Regions from separate parts of the Homo sapiens genome. Here regions 1 and 3 are each linked to region 2. A link is an interaction called in ENCODE POLR2A ChIA-PET data of the cell type or tissue named here. Cell type or tissue: MCF 10A. All regions are shown on one strand. Region 1 overlaps RALGAPA2 (Ral GTPase activating protein catalytic subunit alpha 2). Region 2 overlaps RALGAPA2 (Ral GTPase activating protein catalytic subunit alpha 2). Region 3 overlaps RALGAPA2 (Ral GTPase activating protein catalytic subunit alpha 2).

The links. Peaks named below come from ENCODE experiments on the same cell type or tissue, not always from the same donor. Only the 100,000 strongest peaks of a DNase experiment are listed, where the experiment ranks them.
Region 1: POLR2A ChIA-PET joins it to region 2 with 7 read pairs; 2 of 35 experiments call an interaction of 5 or more read pairs at or near these places.
Region 3: POLR2A ChIA-PET joins it to region 2 with 6 read pairs; 2 of 35 experiments call an interaction of 5 or more read pairs at or near these places.

What each region holds. Positions count from the first base shown.
Region 1 is chr20:20,548,213-20,552,212 of GRCh38, reverse strand. All of the region lies in intron 23 of RALGAPA2 (Ral GTPase activating protein catalytic subunit alpha 2), which reads left to right. Among named protein-coding and RNA genes, the nearest start is that of RALGAPA2, 160 kb to the left of the region's middle. In MCF 10A, no CTCF peak of the experiment used is centred here; DNase peaks (open chromatin) are centred at 2,282, 2,822 and 3,352.
Region 2 is chr20:20,601,235-20,605,234 of GRCh38, reverse strand. It overlaps RALGAPA2 (Ral GTPase activating protein catalytic subunit alpha 2), which reads left to right. Exons shown (of 40, transcript NM_020343.4): 15 at 1-60; 16 at 3,389-3,553. Among named protein-coding and RNA genes, the nearest start is that of RALGAPA2, 110 kb to the left of the region's middle. RefSeq lists enhancers at 1,286-1,465, 1,656-1,735. In MCF 10A, no CTCF peak of the experiment used is centred here; a DNase peak (open chromatin) is centred at 1,674.
Region 3 is chr20:20,519,303-20,523,302 of GRCh38, reverse strand. RALGAPA2 (Ral GTPase activating protein catalytic subunit alpha 2) reads left to right here. Exons shown (of 40, transcript NM_020343.4): 31 at 2,203-2,386. Among named protein-coding and RNA genes, the nearest start is that of INSM1, 150 kb to the right of the region's middle. In MCF 10A, no CTCF peak of the experiment used is centred here; a DNase peak (open chromatin) is centred at 2,342.

The sequences.
Region 1 (4,000 bases), 53 kb after region 2:
CTGGGCCCTGAGCAAATATTAAGTGAATAATATATATGTAATTGGTGTGAAAGTACAGTTGCAACATTTCTAATATGGTTTGGAGGATGGCTACTTCTTGAACATTTGTGTTTTATAGAATGCTATGTTGAAATGTTTTTGTTTTTAGGGTTAAACCATTTTAAACTGCTTTAAAGTGAACATTTTCCCCCATTTTGACACCACTGTGCAATATTTTGAATTGAAATGGCCTGTAATCGCCCTTTTTTATTTTCCATAACAACATGAGCACTAAATTATAGCTGTGCAATTATGTAAACAATGGAAATGCTTCCAGAACGAATCCTTCCTTTTAAATTTTCATTTTGTGTAATTGTTGGAAGGTTTGGAGCCATAATAAACAAAATTATTTTACACATTTATCGCTCTAAAGGTCAATTATAAGGGAACGAAAGAAACAACACTATGCAAAATGAATAAACCAATTTCTGTTGCCATCACCATATGTTTTTCTTATCACTTATGGTTTTTCCAGTTACTGTGTACATAGCATTCAATTAAAGCGATTCATTTACCAGGCTGAATATGGTTTGTGTTTATAGAACTGTGCTTTGGAGGAGAGGAAACAACACGCCTCTATTTGAATTACCTGATTTTTTGCAAGATCAGTGATAAGAGACAGATGTTCTCACCAGTTACTTTCTCATAACCAGAATCTTTTGATAAGCTACAGATTCACAATTATCATCTTAGTGATCTTTTCACACTCAGTGTATAGTATTCACTTGGACTTTTAACCAGAGCAAGAGAAAAATACTAGTTTGGTGATCTGTTCACTATATTGCAACATTTTGCAGGATGAATTTTAATTTCTTTGAACAAAAGCTTGTGAAAGATCTTTGTCTACGTGTCATATGTTCAACTCTCAAGAATAAACCTCATTTTATTTTAGATTCCATATATCATTGAGCCTATTGTTTAGTTTGTGGTTTAGTCTATTTAACGTGTGAAAAAGAAACTAATTCTTGCTATAAAACTAACTTGAACTTCTTTGTATTAAGTTCTAGAACTCCTTAGAAAAATGAATCCTAGAAAATCTAAAATGATAATTTTCCTGTTTTTCTTTCAGTATTTGCCTTGTAAAACACTATGGCTAATTGCCGTAAAGCTTTGTTAAGGGTGTTGCTTGAAAGCACTAATTTCTAGAGCTTTTGAATTTCTGGGGTAATGTGCGATCTAAGAGGCTTGTTTGTGTGCCACCTTTGAAATGTCTTAAACTATTCTTTCTGTAGATCAGCAAAATAATAGTTCACTGAATTATACAAACTACACCTATAAAGTAAATTTTACAAAGTAAAACTCTTCAGAGTCCTTCTCTTTTTGAAAAATAATTATTTACTTGCTATTCTACTTACTTCTTTATGGCTCTTTTCATTTTACAAAGGCATATGTTCTTATCTCCTATCCCATTACATACAGCTCCGTAAGGGAGTATCATTTCATTTTACGGAAGAGAAGCATGAAGCTCTGGGTATGACATGATCTGCCCACAGTCACACAAGGCTTTGGACCTAGGCCTCATGGCTCAAGTTCTAGAGTTCTTTTCACCACGTCAGAGTGCAGGGCCGTTTCTCACTAGCCATCTCAGTGGAGGCAGCGCTGAATAGCATTGAATCACACAGTAGAAAGGATGGCCCCTTTCCTCCTCTCTGCAGGTCCTTGTGATACTGTTAGGTAGGCCAGCTGGAGTTGAGAGAAGTTATTCTTTCACACCACCCTGACATTGCATTCTGTGCTTATATTCAACAAGGAGAGCTGCTCTCAGACCCAGAGTCTTCATCAGAGGATGGTATTTTTAGCAAAAATTTAGCAGCATTGATTACTGTCATTGTATTACTTGAGTTACTTTTTACTTATGAGAAAGGATACACATAAATTTTTCAGAATAATTGGGCCATTATTCTAAGCGAAGTAACTCGGGAATGGAAAACCAAACATTGTATGTTCTCACTCATAAGTGGGAGCTAAGTTCTGAGTACGCAGAGGCATAAGAATAATACAGTGGACTTTGGGGACTTGGGGGAAAGGGTGGAAGGGGATGAGGGATAAAAGACTACAAATTGGGTATAGTGCTTACTGCTTGGGTGATGGGTGCATCAAAATCTCACAAATCACCACTAAAGAACTTACTCATCTGACCAAATAGCGCCTGTTCCCCAAAAACCTATGGAAATAAAAAAATTAAAACATGAGTCACTTTGAAAAACCTGTTAGGCAAGTAATGTTCACTTTGGACAGGGAGATGGCAAAAGGCATGAGGATTGCACATGAATGACTCATGTCTGAGAGCATCATTCTTTCCCATGTATATATAAAGCCCTGGAGGCTGTGAGGAAGGTTTCAGATTTTTATTATATTTTTCAAAGACTTCTGTTATAGCTGTGTCTTAATGTATGGTGGGGATGGTGAAAGAAGGATTCTACTGAGTTAGAAATGAGTGGGGCATTTTGTGGATGTCCCACTATTGAGAATATGCAGCGGCTCTTCTTTGAGTACCACGTGGTTATTCCTAATTTTAAAATGTTATCACAAAGATACAGTCTTCGAGTTGTTCCACTTCAGTGTGGAGAAGCAACGGAAGCAGGCATATGGCCATAATTTGGCTGACTGGTCATATAGTTCCCTCTTTAACCCCCCCATTTACCCTCCCCCAGTGCTGTCTTTGGCGACTTCACACAGGCGCTGTGTCTCCTCAGGGCGCTGTCTTACGTGGGTGGCAGGGTAGGGTAGGCTAGCCATCTGTTATTTTGCCCTCTCTTTCCAACCTTCTTGCTCATAGTAGCAGGTTCCGTTGAAGTGATTGGCTGAGGTCCAGGGGGTGAGGGAGCCATGTGACTTTATCTCAGCTACATGCCTATCTGCTGTCTTTAGCATCAGTATAGCAACTTAGTCATATTTTTTGAATGCCCCATTTTACAGATTGTTGCCTTTACACATACAAATCTTACAATGCAAAATGGATTCATTTACAAATTGTGGTATTAGCTTGTTAAAGGATTTAGTTCATAATTCCCATAAATTTAGCCTAGAAAAGCATTTTTTAATTAAAACTCTAAATTCCAGTGGTGAAAAGGGGCTTATTTGATTCAAGTATGTGCTAAAGATTTTTAAAGCCCACAAGCTTCAAGGTTTAGTTCCACATCTCAACAGATGGAATTAACACAAGCATAACAAAGTTAACATCATGGTTGTTTGCATTATTAATCTTCAAATGCATGGCATTCTGCTACCTTGCTAGCCAGGTTTGCACGAATCCTTTCATTGCAACATATGTCAACAGAAATGTGCTTCCATCTGCTGCCGGATAGCTTGATGCCTGATATTCCGAGACAAGTCCCAGCACAATGAGTACCTCTGTGAGTAATTACAGGTGTGTGCTGAGGAGCCTAGGGCATTAATCAGAGGCTTAATTATGAAAAAGGTGGATCTTTTGTTCCACTCTTGGATCCTGAGTTTACCACACACTTTCTAAACTGCAGCATCCATCTGCTCGGTCCCTTAGAATGTTTGCCTTGACTGATATGGACCTTAAAGTGTATCAAAGGACGTGATTAAAGCAGGCTTAAACATTAACCTGGAAGAAGCATGGTTCATGTTTTTTTTTCTTCCTTCCTTCCTTTTTCACTTATCTATTTATCTGTTTATTTCTGATGTAGGAAAAAAGTCTGCTGAAATGCTAAAACTTTAAATTAGTACTTGCTAAACTATTTACCATATGTGAACTCTACTGAATTAAGCATTATACAGTAATTTTAAGAATGTAAATATCAAGATTTGTAGAAACTAAGACCCATGTAAAGAAAAAAAAGTCTTAGGAAAAATGGTTTGTGAACACATACAAAGTTTTTTAGGAAGATAAGTTGTTAAATGAGGTAATTTTTATTATGACAGACTGAACATGTTAGAATTTAGCATGTTACTACTGCTTTGCTCTAATGTGATACTGATAGAATTAAATCAG
Region 2 (4,000 bases):
TGACAAACCTACCTCTGGATAAATTAAGTGAACAAAAGGAAAAGAAGCAACGAGGCAAAGGTATTTCCACTCTTCCAGGTTAACACCAGATGTCTAGGACTGGGGACGAGTGTGTATTTGTATGACTAAGCAATTAATGCGCGAAATTTTATAATGAACTGAACCAACTACACAGTGTCTTCTTAATAGTGGCATTAATTTGTGTCTCATATCATTCTGTTCCCTTAATGAGATGGTGAATTTCTGAGGAAGCTATGCAAGAAGGAAGATGCAAGGAAGGTAGTAGTAATAGTAGTGATAACTAACAGTAATAATAATGGCTATTACATTGTACATATTATCTCTTTTTACCTTCATAATAACCTAGTGAACTGTAGATACTTGTATTATCCCCATATCACAGACAAAGAAACTGAAGTACAGAGACTTTGCAGGGATGTCCAATCCTTTGGCTTCCCCAGGCCACATTGGAAGAATTGTCTTAGGTCACACATAAAATACAGTAAAACTAACGATAGCTGATGAGCTAAAACAAAAAAAGAAATTGCAAAAAAAAAAAAAATCTCATAATGTTTTAAGAAAGTTTACGAATTTGTGTTGGTCTACACTCAAAGCCATTCTTGGCTTCATGTGGCCCATGGGTCACGGGTTGGACAAGGTTGCCTTACAGTGATTGACTCATCCAAGGCCACATAGTTAAGAAGTGTTTAGAAATCAAAGCTGGATAAATACAACTCAAGATGTCACACTATTAAGATGCATTCTACAGCCTCTCTAGGAAACGTGGAGAAATTCTGAATGCTTCAGATGGGAGCTATTTTGGCTTTGTTGTATTTCTGGGTAAAAGTTGTTTTGGGACTGAGAACCTCAAATGAAAGTTATGTTTTCAAGGTAGAAAACATCAGTGGTAGTTTCTATTAGGAATGACAATTTGGCATCCCCTTAATTACTGTGCTTAAGGATGTGGCATGGTCCTTGGATTAATTCACTTGTACTACACCTTACTCTGTAAAGATTTGAGGCAGCTCATAGAAAGGCATATAGTACAGTAGATCAAATACAAAATAGGGTCAAAATGAGTGAGGTTGCAGGGAACTGCCATTGTGATTAAAATGCCAAAATACATGCCATAGAGCCTCGTGGGCTTGCTGGGGAGATGGAAAAGTCAAACATTGGATTTGATTTTGGTCTTTGCAGGGTTACATCAAATAGAGAATCACAGAGCACATAGGGTAAAAACAATTCAATCACTTAGGTGATGCTTAGCTTTTATTAGGTCCTCCTGAGACTTGGGAGGAATTTTTCCTTCAAAGCTTCTTAAAGGGTACACACTGCTTATTGTGTAGACTACCCTTTAATAATACCAGCTGCCTTATAGACAGTATCAGTGTGCTTTTGCCATGTGACAAATCACCCCAAAACTTATGGCTTAAAATAACAACCACTTATTTATCTTGATTTGATGAGTTGGCAATTTGGGTTGGACTCAGCCAGTCAGTTCTTCTGCTGGTCTTTGCTTCTGTGTTTGCAGTCAACCACGCTGTGAAATAGTCAGCTAGGCAGCTCTACTTTTACGGGTTGACTGGCTGTCAGCAGGGGCAATGAGGTGTGACTGGGCCACGTGTTTCAGCAGCCAGAGGCTAGCTCAGGCTTGTTCACCAAGTGGCTTAGAGTTTCAGGGGCAGTAAGAGGGTAAGCTCAAATTTTCAAGTGCATTTCAAGTCTCTGCTTGTTCAGTTTTGCTACCAAGTAAGTCACGTGATGAAGCCTAATGTCATTACAGGAGAGAACAACAGAGGATGTGGATACAGGGAGGTGTGAACCAGTTACAGTGGTTAGTAAACCATATACACGTATAATAAATGTGGTGGATTCTTATATCTTCATTGAAATCTGAGAATGGCTTGCCAAAGCACTAATTAATAAAAGCAAGTTAGTAAGAAGCCAAAATAAAGTAGTTGAAGTACATGGCAATCCAGTGGAACAGTTTAATCCCAATGTAGATTTAGACTGTCTAATGCAATGATTTTCTAACATTTTTAACAGATCCGTTTTTCTTCCCGGTTGAAGGTATACACAACTCCTTTCTAAAGAAATAGACTGGAGATTTAGGATTGAAGTAGGGGCAGGGAGCCAAGAGTCTGGGCCCTTGGCGTCCATCTAGTCCTCTCTGACAGCTCTGAGGACCTTTGTGTAAACCCGGGGCCTGAGAGGACCCAGATACTTCCAACTAGGAACTTGCCTCCCTAAGACAGTCGTTCTCAGCCCAGAAGAGAACTTACCTGGCTAAGGATACCTTTCAGGCCAGAGGAGGAGAGCTGAAATAGGAGATAAGGACCTACCTTCAATTGTTGTAATCCATGCACGAGTGCACATGTGTGCATACACTACACACACACACACACACACACACACACACACGCCTGCCATTCTGCAAGATTCTCTTCCTACCCACAGATTCATCTAAAGAGACAGACTTATCTTAGGAAGGCAAACAACTTCGAAAACACTGTTTTCAAAATGTACCGAACACATTATTTAATTAGTGACCATGACTAATATTTCTGATTTATGTTGCTTTATTCTAAAAAGGATTTAAATATTTATTATAGAAACACTTGCCTTCTAAGGGCTAGACTACTAGAAACAAAAAGCACAGGCAGAGGAAACTGGGTGTGGAAACATGCCACAGGTGGCAGCCACTGGCCACATCATACCTGTGCAGAAATCTGTAAGTCTGCCATTCTCTTTCCTCCTCTATTTCTTTTGGTCCATAGCCTCTCATTGAAATAATTAACCAGAACAATATGAGGAAAAATAAAAGTTGAATCTCAGACTACAATGTTTTATTGTTTTGGACCTTTGCTAAAATAGGATTTTGTATTATTTGTAGATTTTCATTATCCTGCCCATTTGACTGAATCCACATTAGAGTTTATAGGCATGGATTGCTCTGGGGATTTGTGGAGGGGTTGGTGTCTACAGGATGCAGTACTATTCTAACATCAGGATCTCTGAGTTTTTGGTTTATAAGTAGTGGTTTTTGGAGTGTCCTGGGAACAGTAGTATAACTTCATTTGATATTGTTCTTGTATTGAGAAAGGTTTATTAATACTTTCTTTTGTATATTGGAATGAGTACTATGAAGATATAATAATATCCATAAGACTGTTTTAGATTCTTGAAAATATTTTGGCAACAAGAATTCTTAAATTAGTGACATATGAGCAACTTCCTAAATTGCAGTGTAAGGAAGTGGTACTTAATTTGTGACAAGGAAACCTGCTGATTATATATAGTTGTAGGTACACCATTTGCTGAGCAACACAAGCGTGAAATGAATAATAATGAATTCAGCCTTTAGATTATTTTTCTTTTCCTTTATCAGGCTGTGTTCTAGATCCTCAGAAAGGAACCACCGTGGGGAGGTCCTTTTCTCTCAGCTGGCGGAGCCACCCAGATGTGACCGAACCGATGCGATTTAGGAGTGCCACCACGTCTGGAGCACCGGGAGTGGAAAAGGCAAGAAATATTGTTCGCCAAAAAGCAACTGGTAAACATTTATTTAAATGCTTCTCAAAAATCTAATTGTTATCTAAAATAAATTTATAGGCATAAAGTGTGTTAAAAATTCTACTCAAAATTTAAATATTAGACCTTATATTAAATGAAATGTCTCTACATCTTTTTAGCTTTATGCTCTGGTTACTTTTCAAATCACAGTTTTCAGTTACTTATTTCTAAATCCTCCATTGTGAGAAAGAACTTGTGATGTTGATATTGAGTGAGATATTTGTGCGAAATAGAGAAAATACAGGTTTTGTTTGAACCTTGAAGAAAATAGATTGTTAATAAATACACCAGTAGTTGCACTATTGTCAGTGTTAAACAATATTAATCTTTAGAGTGTGGCAACCTGTTTCAGCAAAGAAAAGGAGAATTTCAGGACTGGATAGACATTTTCATTTTTTGCTCCTTTGGAAAATTGAGCCTTTTCATG
Region 3 (4,000 bases), 82 kb after region 2:
CCCTCTACACACATACACACTGATGACTAGGTGTGGCATTTGCTCTGGATTGCTTATAATATCCTTCTGTAATTTGTCTTAACAGTGTCTCTCAAACCTTGGTTGTTTGTTTAGCATTTGCATGTCCACTGAATAATTACTGCTATGGAGGGAAAATTCTGTGGTTTATTCTTTTAGTAAGAAACCTTTAATAATAAAAAAGAGTCCAAGTCACAGACTGATTACTTTGTTGCCTTATTTTTAAAAGTATTACTTTAAAAAAAAAACACCTAATTGTGGTTGAAATTCTACTAAAAAGTATTTGTGTATTCTTAAATGGTTTCTTCAGTAGTCAAAGATTTTAATAACTATATTAGGATTCATTAGATACTTCTGTTGTTTTTGTGGTTTATAAACCTGTACAGAGCTTGGTTTGGGCCAACGGCATTAGCCACAATCACTTTTGTAAATCTCTTTTCTGAGTTCTTTCTTTTCTTAAAGATTTCTCTTAAAATTGCTTTACCACTGTAAAAGTCACCTCATAGTAAAAATTCATAAATTTACTAAATAACTGTTTGTTTTGTATTTTAAAAGTAAACTTTTTATTGAAGTATAATATGCTTCCAGAAAACTGCATCAGTCTGTAAGTGAAAGCCTGGTGAATTTTTACCAAGTGAGCATGCTTGTAAAATCAGAGTCCAGATCAGGAAACAGAACATTCCTGGCATCCTGGAAGCCTTCTCTGTGCCTCCCCATAGCCACTGGTCCCATACCCATGTCCAGGGATAGCCGCTATCCTGTGTAACAGAGCAGAGTAGTTTTGCCTGTTTTGAACTCTATACAAGAGTCATACAGTATATCCTCTTTTGTCTGACATCTTTTGCTCAACATTATTTTTGAGTGATTTATTCAAACCGTTGTGAATATTTGCAGATTTTTCACTCTTGGTGATATATAGTATTACATAGAATAAACCACAATGTATTTATACATTTTACCGTTCATAGACATTTGGATAGTTTAGAGTTTTGGACCAATAAAATGTGAATATTCAAGGTTTTTTTTTTTTTTTTGTACATATACGTATGCATTTCTGTTGGGTGTATACCTAGGAGTGAAGTTGCTGGAATACATGTATTCTGCCTTATTGGTGAACACCAAATAATTTTCCAAAGTAGTTGTGCTAGTTTACACATAACGTGTGGTTTTAATGTGCATTTCCTACATTTATTGCATTTTGGCTACTAGAAATTAATTCTCTCAGTGATTGCAGCTTAATTTTTAAATTAATAAGAGAGCTGCCATAAGGATTTTCCTATACTGCATTTTTTGCTAGGAAGAGGACATAGTCAAGTGGTTGCCCTGACAACTGTAATTCTTGGTACTTATTTACAAAGGGTACCTGACCACAAGGCCTCTTGCCATGTCAGCAAACCAAAGCTAGTCATCTAAAAGTGAATTTACTTTACATAAATATATTTAACCCAATGGTGTTTTCTTATTTTCTCAAGTATTACCTTGATTCTTATAAAAATCAGTGTTTGGAGTTGATGATCTTGAATTTATGATTAAAAAGGGAAATCTGTTACAATTATTACCTCATTTATGCATTTTGGCATATTCAAGATGATTTGTGTTTGCATGGCTTGTATGTGTACAAAGGCTCAAATGAGTAGATAGATCTTCAATCAACTGCAATTTGTAAACAACCAGTGAACTTTCAGGAACTAATCTTGTGAAAATAAGAATAATTTAAAAATTGTATTAAGTTAGCCCTTACAATTTATGGCGTCATGAGTTATACTAATTTAAACTCATTACTGGTTATGACGTGCACTAATGGTCTCTGCTTGTTGTGCTCATTCCACCCTCCACCGTGATTGGCCTGTCCCACCACTACCCTTCATCCCCAGATTAGTTCCTTCTACCTGTGCCGCCTTTGGTGGACAGGAGGGGGACTTAGGTATGTGCAATCACACAGAATGTGAATAAGTACTTTTTAACTTTTACTTTCCTTTTGCCTTGAGAACATATTTCTTGGCATTGATATGAAAGGAGCAAAATAAATTTGCTAATAGCAAGAAGATATTTAAGAGTGGTCATTCCATTTCCAGCTAGGACCAAGCAGGAGTCCTAGCTGCCAAGTGCTGCAGTAGTTTGACAGATTGTCAGGGGACACGCGGTGAGTAGCATCCGTGGTGCACATGGCCTCTGTTTTCACAGGTTTTGCACTGCTGTGTGTGTGGCTCAAGCACGTACACCCAACAGAGTCACTACATACTGACCCTGGCTGACTTGTCATCCACGGATTATGACCCCTTCCTGCCACTGGCAAATGTGAAGAGCTCTGAGCCAGTCCAGTATCATTCATCAGCAGAATTGGGTAACCTGCTGACTGTTGAAGAGGGTGAGTATTCTTTCAGGTATGAAATCTTGTGGGAAGGAAAAGGAAGGATTTAGCCTTTAGCCATGCTTGCTCTATTTTTTTTTAATCTAGTTGTTGAAGTTGAAATCCTAGTTCCTGGAGTCCTCTGTGATGGCAAATTCTGCCTTCCTTGTTTCTTCTTTTTTTCTCCTCTGTTTTCCCATTTTAGTAGTTCAAATGGTTTTTGTATTATTGAAGACAGGTATGTCTCAAATCCATGGAACTCACAAAAAAGGCTCATTTTCTATCCTCAAGGAGCTTTACATCTAATGGAAAACACACAGTGAAGTCCAGAAGGACTCACTGTGGACTGGTAGCACCATGAGGGCTTTCCATGAAGAAGGACTTAAGCCAGACTTAGCAGGGTGGGCAGGTGTTGAAAGGAGCTCATAGATTGTTCCAAGTTAGGAGAGCATCATAAAAAGAGATGGAAATTTACTTGCTACAGTTTTAGATTTGCTCTGCTCATAGCAGAGAGTCCATTTCAGAGCATATAGGGATTGTCAGGACTTAGAGCCTGCTGTATTTCTTACTTAAGCACCCCTCTCCCCAGAATGATAAGAGCCCAGCTTTGGGCCTTGGAATGGGAGTAGAATGTGGGTATACTGTCTATACATATGATAAAATTGCATAGAACCAAACACACACACACACACAAATGCATGCATGTAAAACTGGTGAACACTGAGTAATATAGATGGATTATTATCAATGTCAACTTCCTGACTGTGATATTGTCCTATAGGTATGCAAGATGTTACCCTGAGATGAAAGGTATTTGAGGTCTCTCTGTATTACTGCTTACAACTGCATGTGAATCTTCAGTTGTCTCAACACTAAAAATTAGAAGAAGGCCAAGCATCATGGCTCCCACCTGTAATCCCGTCACTTTGGGAGGCCAAGGCGAGCAGATCACTTGAGCACAGGACCACTTGAGTCTGTGAGGTCAAGGCTGCTGTGATCAGCGCCACTGCACTCTAGCTTGAGCGACAGAGTGAGACTCTATCTTAAAAAAAAAAAAATTAAAGAGATGTAGGTGTGAAGTGTTAGATCATCCATGAAAATTGTATGGACTTCACAAGTTAAAAACCTAGGCCCAAGACTAGAACCTTGTGGGCAGAAACATCCTTAAGGACAGCAGAGTGAGGGAATGTCACCAGGAAAGCAAAGTCAGGGAAGTGGAAAGAGGACCAAGAAAGAGTCATTTCTAGCAAGTCAAGGAAGAAAGCAAATAAGAAGTTGAGAAAGGTCAGCAGTGCTAGTTGCTTCAGAAAGCTTAGGGAAGGTGAGAATGAAACAGGAGCTGTTATATTTCCCAACTAGGTGTTTGGTGGTAGGTTTTGCCAGAGCACTTTCACCAGAGTGGTGGGTCCAGCCAGATAACATGAGCAGGTGACCTGTGCAGTGACAGTCAGATCCCTGAGTCAGACTCCTTTTGTGAGGCCCTTAGTGGAAGGAGGAAGGACACAGCAGGCAGTGGCTGGGTGAGGGAGGACAAAGGTCCAGGGGTATGCTTGCAGCACTACAGAGTCTGGAGCAAGGTTCAAGCTGACATGAAGGGGAAGGTGAGATGAGGATGAAAAAGACAGGACTGGG